Regions from separate parts of the Homo sapiens genome. Here region 2 is linked to region 1. Evidence: chromatin contacts called from ENCODE Hi-C or POLR2A ChIA-PET data. All regions are on one chromosome and are shown on one strand. The core of a region is the stretch at or near the end of the contact, and the rest is flanking DNA. Distances in the headings are between cores, read along the strand shown. Region 1 has its middle 33 kb from the start of RPN1. Region 2 holds the start of CNBP (CCHC-type zinc finger nucleic acid binding protein).

Region 1 (2,818 bases), core at 40-2,539:
CTGTGGGAGGGGACAGTGCCTAGGAAGGGTATAGAATAAGAAGAGATCCAGAACTGAATATTAAGACGACAAAGTAATAGTGGCCACCTGGGTTGACAAAGACCAGGACTCTCCTTACCTGGGACGAGAAAGACCAGGACTGTGGTGTCATGAAGCCAAGTGGAAAAATGTTTCCAGGAGTGAACCATCTGAGGCTGAAGAGACCGAGCAGTGCCTTTTGGCTGTAGGAGTGGATCACTGAAGCCTTTTACCCATTGGTGACTTGAGAACTGTGTTGGTGTGGGGATGGGAATTGGACGGAAGTGAGACTTAACTTTGAGTCCTGACAAAGCATTTCGCAAACAGGCTGGGAAAGGGATGAGTGAGGGCCTTCAGGAGGCTGTGCTGCTTGAATGTTCTACTCTAAGGTTGGGGACACCAAGTGTGTTGAATGCCATTGGGAAAGATCCAGTTGAAAATGAGAAGTTGAACATAGGGATTAGGAGATTGTGCAGGGGGAAAATGGGGGATCCAAGGACAGTGGAAGGATGGGAGGAGCAAGAAGGAAGACCCTCCAGAGTCGTGCTCTGCAGTCGGATCCCTGGATGGAAATCCCAGGCCTGCCGCTCTCTGTGACCTCAGGCAAGTCTTTCCGTGCAAAATGGAGTAGGGCTGTTACCTGCTTCCTAGGATGGCTGTGTGGGTCACATGCTGTCATAATGCAAGGTGGCGTATAGCAAATGCTTGTTAAACAGCGACGGTCTCGCCGAGCTCTGGCCTGAGCCGGGGGCAGAGGGTTGGTCCTGTCCTGGGGGTTGGAAGCCGTGGAGGCCACGTTTAATCAGTGTTCACAGTGGTGTGCCCGTGGACCTGGCCTCACGCACGCCCGGCCTTGGGAGCCCCTGCGGGAGGGTGCATACCCTGACCTGCCCGAGAGGCGTCTGCCGCAGCCCCTGCTTCCCCTAGGGAACCCCCGGGCGGCTGTGCCTCACGGAGGGGCCCTGCTTTACCGCGGCTGCATACCACCTCGGGCCATTTGGTCAGCTGCTTCACCAGCTCTCTTCATCCTCTTACTCTCCCTGAATCTTTTTCTTCGTTTTTTGGAGCAGTCAGAAAGCTTGGCCGAAATCAAGATAACTCGCTGGGCCCGCGTGCAGATTGGTGGGCGCCCTCTGCTGGGCCGGCGGGCCTCTCGCAGGCCTGAGGAGCGAGCTGCGCCTGCGCCCTGGTGTCCCTTCGTAACACTGCGGCACGTCACGAGGCGGGCACCGGGGAGTATGGGCGAAATCGCAGGCGCAGACGGCGGGCTCGGGCTAGAAAAGTCGCGCATGCGTGGGGCTAATTTAAAGGCGGCGCGGCTCCAACAGAACCAAAGCCAATTCTCCGGCTGTGGCGCCACCTACGGGTGTGGGCTCGTAAACGGCCTCCTCTGGCCGGACTAGGACTGGGTCTGGGGTCGGCGGGCTCAGGACCACTGGGCTGCTGAGGGGCTTAGCCATGGGGACCTGGGCTCTCAGCTGCCCTGGAAAGCCACAGGGCTAGCTGGGCTGGCCAAGGCCGGTGGCTCCCCCAGCATCCTGTGGTGGGTGCATCCCTGGGCCCAGTGGGGCATCCGGTGCTGCCCTCCCCACCTACGGGCTTACATCCTTTGGTTGCTGGGACAGAGCGCCCTACGCCACGCGCAGCCCTGCGCTTCCCTGATCCTCGGTTTCCCCAGTAGTAAACAGGGCCTCAGTTTCCCCCTTGTAAATCTCAGGGAGGAGGTGAAGTGGGGCCCTAGGTGTAAAGCCAGGTTCAGGCTGGGCATCCCTTGGCGCAAGGTGACATGCCCCAGACACCTGACACCTCTCAGTCTCAGACCCAGCGTACTTTCTCTGTGGCCCTCATGTGGCCGTATAGGAGTGGCCCACCCACTCCCACTCCCATTCAGATCCCCAGGCCACAGTGCCTTTTGTCCAGCCTTGGCCAAGATGCCTGACCCTAGTGGCCTGGCCCTGGCTGCTTCCATGGCTGCAGCTTTGGGATGTCCCTGTAGTCATAGGTGGCCTCATGGCAGTCCCCCAGCCTTGAACCTGGACCCTGGCTCAGGGAGGGGAAAACACGGCTGAAGAAGGGCTGGGTGTCACTTTCTCTCTTCCATTTGTCTTGGAGGCTGTCATGGGAGAAAACCCCAAAGGACCCAGTGCGCCCTCACAGTTTCACCACAAGTATCCTGACCGGGCGTCTGGTGCCGAGCTGATAGTGCAGGCCCCGGCCGCAGCCCCGCCGGAAGCCCATGCTGCCAGCGGTTGGGGGCCGCAGGCTCAGACAGGAAATGCCCCCGAGTGTACCCCAGGGCCCTCTGCAAAGGCCTGATGCTTTGGATGAGGCCTGGCGCCATTTTGAAGCTGGGCCTGACTCTGGGACTCTGGCCTGGTTCTGGGGCTGGTGGCCTGGGATCTGGGGACTGCTTTGTCACCTGCCTGGGCAGGTGTGGGAGATGACAGGGAGGGAAGAGAGAACCTTCAAACTGGGCTAGACCTGAAGCGAAAGCTGAATGATGCAGCCTGTCCCCTACCATGGCCAACCCCTTCATGGTGCCCCCAGCCCAGCCCTTTAGGGTCTCAGCTTCCATCAGGCCCTTAGTTCCATATGTGGTGTGACAGGCCCAGGACTAAATGCAGGGGACACAGAAGGGAGCAGACAGCAGAAGTGCTGGGCATCAGGAAAGGCAAGTCAGAAGGTAGGGCCATCAGGAGGGTCCATCGCAGCATCTGAAGGATTTGCTTGTGGGGGTTGGTGGGGAGGGAGGAGCCCAGACTCCTTTTTTGACTTCCACTCAGGGGATAGAATCCAGAAA
Region 2 (2,912 bases), core at 39-2,538, 570 kb before region 1:
CGGAGGTTGCAGTGAGCTGAGATCGTGCCATTGCACTCCAGCCTGGGCAACGGAGTGAGACTCCGTTCTCAAAAAAAAAAAAAAGTTTAAAATATCATTGGTCTTTAAAGTTATACATTCATTCTTTGATAATTGCTATGTTGAACGCAACCTCCTAACTGCTTTACAATGATTAAGCACTAATGATTTGAACCCAGGTTTAAAGTCTGACTCTCAACACATGTGCTCTGCCTTCTCACGAACATGATTTCAAAAATCATAGCCCCGGGATTTGGGATTGGTGGCTTATGCCTGTAAACCCAGCGACAGAGCAAGACCCTACTCTTAAAAAAAAAAAAAATTAAAGAAAAAAAGAAAAATAAATCATAGTGTTGAACTGGCAGGTTTCACTGAGACGAAACTTGGGACTCTTCCTTTTTTTTTGTTTCGAATAAAGCCATTCTAGAATGAGACAAAATTCTAAAATATTTTATAGTTAACAGTTTAAATTGGGTTTAATCTTGACAAGACTATCTAGGGCTATATACACAAATCTCTTTTGGAGAAAATACCACAACTAAACTGAAGTCTATTCCTGAATATGACAGACCAGGTCAAATGGTTATCCTTGCCCTCCCGGGGGATGTCACTCATAAACGTGCCAAAAGTCACAGTCTAGGCCCCATTACCTTACATGCTCATGACCTTCCCAGGGAGGCCCCTCGCCCTTACCAGGCACTTTCATCTTGGGAAGACACATCAGTCCTGGCGGAGAAAGCAGCAAGGCCTTTCCCCGGCTCACAAAAATTAATACAAATCTCAGAGGCTGCATCCCACAGCCGTGACCACCGTGACTTGGCATCCCCTTTTCTGCAAACTTAAATGTTATCTAGAAATCGGGCCTGGCTCTGAAAGCCAAGGGCCTGGCAGGAGCCCGAGAAAGGGGAGAAACTTTCTGCGGCCCCAAGCTAATGGCAGTCACTGCACCGAGACCCGTCCCCTGGCATCCCTTTGCTCCAGCTGGCCAAGACAGACCACCAAGGTCAGCCAGATTTCCACCCAGTCTGGCCGGGCCCGGACCCAGCTGGGAATGAACCGAGAAGCACCGGGACCCGGATCCCGGCGTGAAAGGCCGCGCGCGGGGCACGGCGGGAAAAGACGCTGCGCGCAGAAACACCCGCCCCGCGCCGCGCTCTAGTGGGCGGCCCTGCCGCGGGCGGCTCTGATTGGACTGCCGAACCCCGCGCGCTGATTGGCCGCGTGGGCGAGGCGGAGGAGAGCCGTGCGCAGCGGCGTATGTGGGGCCGTGTGCAGACCCGCGTGTGGCGCAGGCAAGGACCCTCAAAATAAACAGCCTCTACCTTGCGAGCCGTCTTCCCCAGGCCTGCGTCCGAGTCTCCGCCGCTGCGGGCCCGCTCCGACGCGGAAGGTGAGGGCTGGGGGAGGGGCCCGGCGCTGACGGAGCCGCAGTGCGGGTCGGGTCTGTGGCGGACAGAGAGGGTAGGGAGCGGCGAGGTGGCGATGGCGGCCGCACTTTGGCCTGCGCCTCTGCTGCGTCAGGCGGGAAGCTCGGCTGCTGCCGCCGCCTCGGACCCGGGTTTCTGGCGCACCGCTGTCGGACGACACTTCTGTCCTTTCTTCGTCCTGGAAAGCTGGGTCGCCGAGCATGCGGGTCTTTCGGCGCCACGGCCGCACCCCAGGCCGCAGGCTTAGGGCAGAGGAGGCCCGCCCGTGCGCCCTTGGGGCCGAGGCCCTGACGCTTCGAGGGTCGCGGAATGAGGGACCGAGGGTGGATTTGGCGGGAACTCACTGGAAGGAGTCCGTGTGGTGGGGAAAGGCTCCCGGCTGCGGATGAAGGGGGGATGGGGTGGGTATAGTCGTGCAGGCCATGTGCTGGGGTCGTGCGCCTGGCGGGCCATGTGCCAAGGGTTTTGGGGGCCTTAGAAAAGGGTTCTTAGGCCGGGCGCGGTGGCTCACGCCTGTAATCCCAGCACTTTGAGAGTCCCAGGCGGGCGGATCACGAGGTCAGGAGTTCGAGACCAGCCTGACCAATATGGTGAAAGTTGGTCTGTACTAAAAATAAAAAATTAGCCGGGCATGGTGGCGGGCGCATGTAGTCCCAGCAGCTCGGGAGGCTGGACAGGAGAATCGCGTGAACCCCGGAGGCCGAGGTTGTGGTGAGCCGAGATCGCGCCACTACACTCCAGCATGGGCAACAGAGAGAGACTCCGTCTTAAAAAAACAAACAAACAAACAAACAAACAACAACAAAGGGTTCCTGAAGAAGCCTTTGTGTTTGGAGTGGCGAGACTGCTGGAAGACTTGGGAGCTTTTAGAGTTTATACTCCCTATCCTTGATAGTTTTCCGATTCTTGAATTTTTATCGTCATTTAAATACTAAGTTGCTTGTGTTACATTACCATTCCAAAAGGGGCTGATGGGGCTCACATTCCAAGAGTTAACACTATTTAAGTTGCTGGGATCCTTTAAAAGCGCCATTACCAGAAAAAACACGAATTTGTCAAACCTCCAAAACCACAGCAGCGGGCGGTAGTCTGCATCATTTCTTGGATTAATGAAACAGATGTAATTACAAACGAGACACGAAATTCAACTAGCTCCCCTCCATCTAGATTTTTCCATATCGTGAGAACCTGTTTTAGAATGGCATAATGGTCCACATTTGGGTTTAGGTGTTGATTTTATTATGGGTAAGGCTTGTGCTTGTTCCCACATGTTAACCATATGGCCTCAGCCACAGGGCACTTCCAAAGGAAGTGACTGTTTCTGGTCTTGGGGGTCTTGTAAAAAGAGAACATTGCTCAGTAATCGTCTGTGATTTTAGCTAGTGTGTTTCAGGCATTATTCAGAAGGACTCAGGTGAGATAAGCCAAAACTGAATTTGTTTTTTGTCTTTCTCAAAGTGAAGGAGG

What was found. A loop is a pair of places that touch in the nucleus more often than their neighbours do. ChIA-PET counts read pairs that join two places held with the same protein, here RNA polymerase II (POLR2A). Pooled maps may share reads with other maps.
Region 2: a pooled map shows a loop between it and region 1 (9-fold over the local background). The contact joins the promoter of CNBP here to the enhancer-like site in region 1. A Hi-C loop is called at or near these places in 1 of 37 single-sample maps with no recorded cell type and 9 of 50 pooled maps. POLR2A ChIA-PET finds 5 or more read pairs at or near these places in 1 of 52 experiments (CD4-positive, alpha-beta T cell).

Annotation. Positions count from the first base shown.
Region 1 is chr3:128,616,187-128,619,004 of GRCh38, reverse strand. No RefSeq gene overlaps it. Among named protein-coding and RNA genes, the nearest start is that of RPN1, 33 kb to the left of the region's middle. RefSeq lists enhancers at 826-875, 591-1,102, 896-1,185. Within about 2 kb of position 1,289, at least 32 of the 41 ENCODE cell types and tissues checked have a DNase peak (open chromatin) inside an H3K27ac peak, as active enhancers do; they include CD4-positive, alpha-beta T cell, where a contact is called at or near this core.
Region 2 is chr3:129,182,272-129,185,183 of GRCh38, reverse strand. It overlaps CNBP (CCHC-type zinc finger nucleic acid binding protein), which reads left to right and starts at 1,288. Exons shown (of 5, transcript NM_003418.5): 1 at 1,288-1,408. LOC105374101 (a long non-coding RNA gene) reads right to left here and starts at 1,110. Exons shown (of 2, transcript XR_924469.3): 1 at 712-1,110. RefSeq lists an enhancer at 865-954.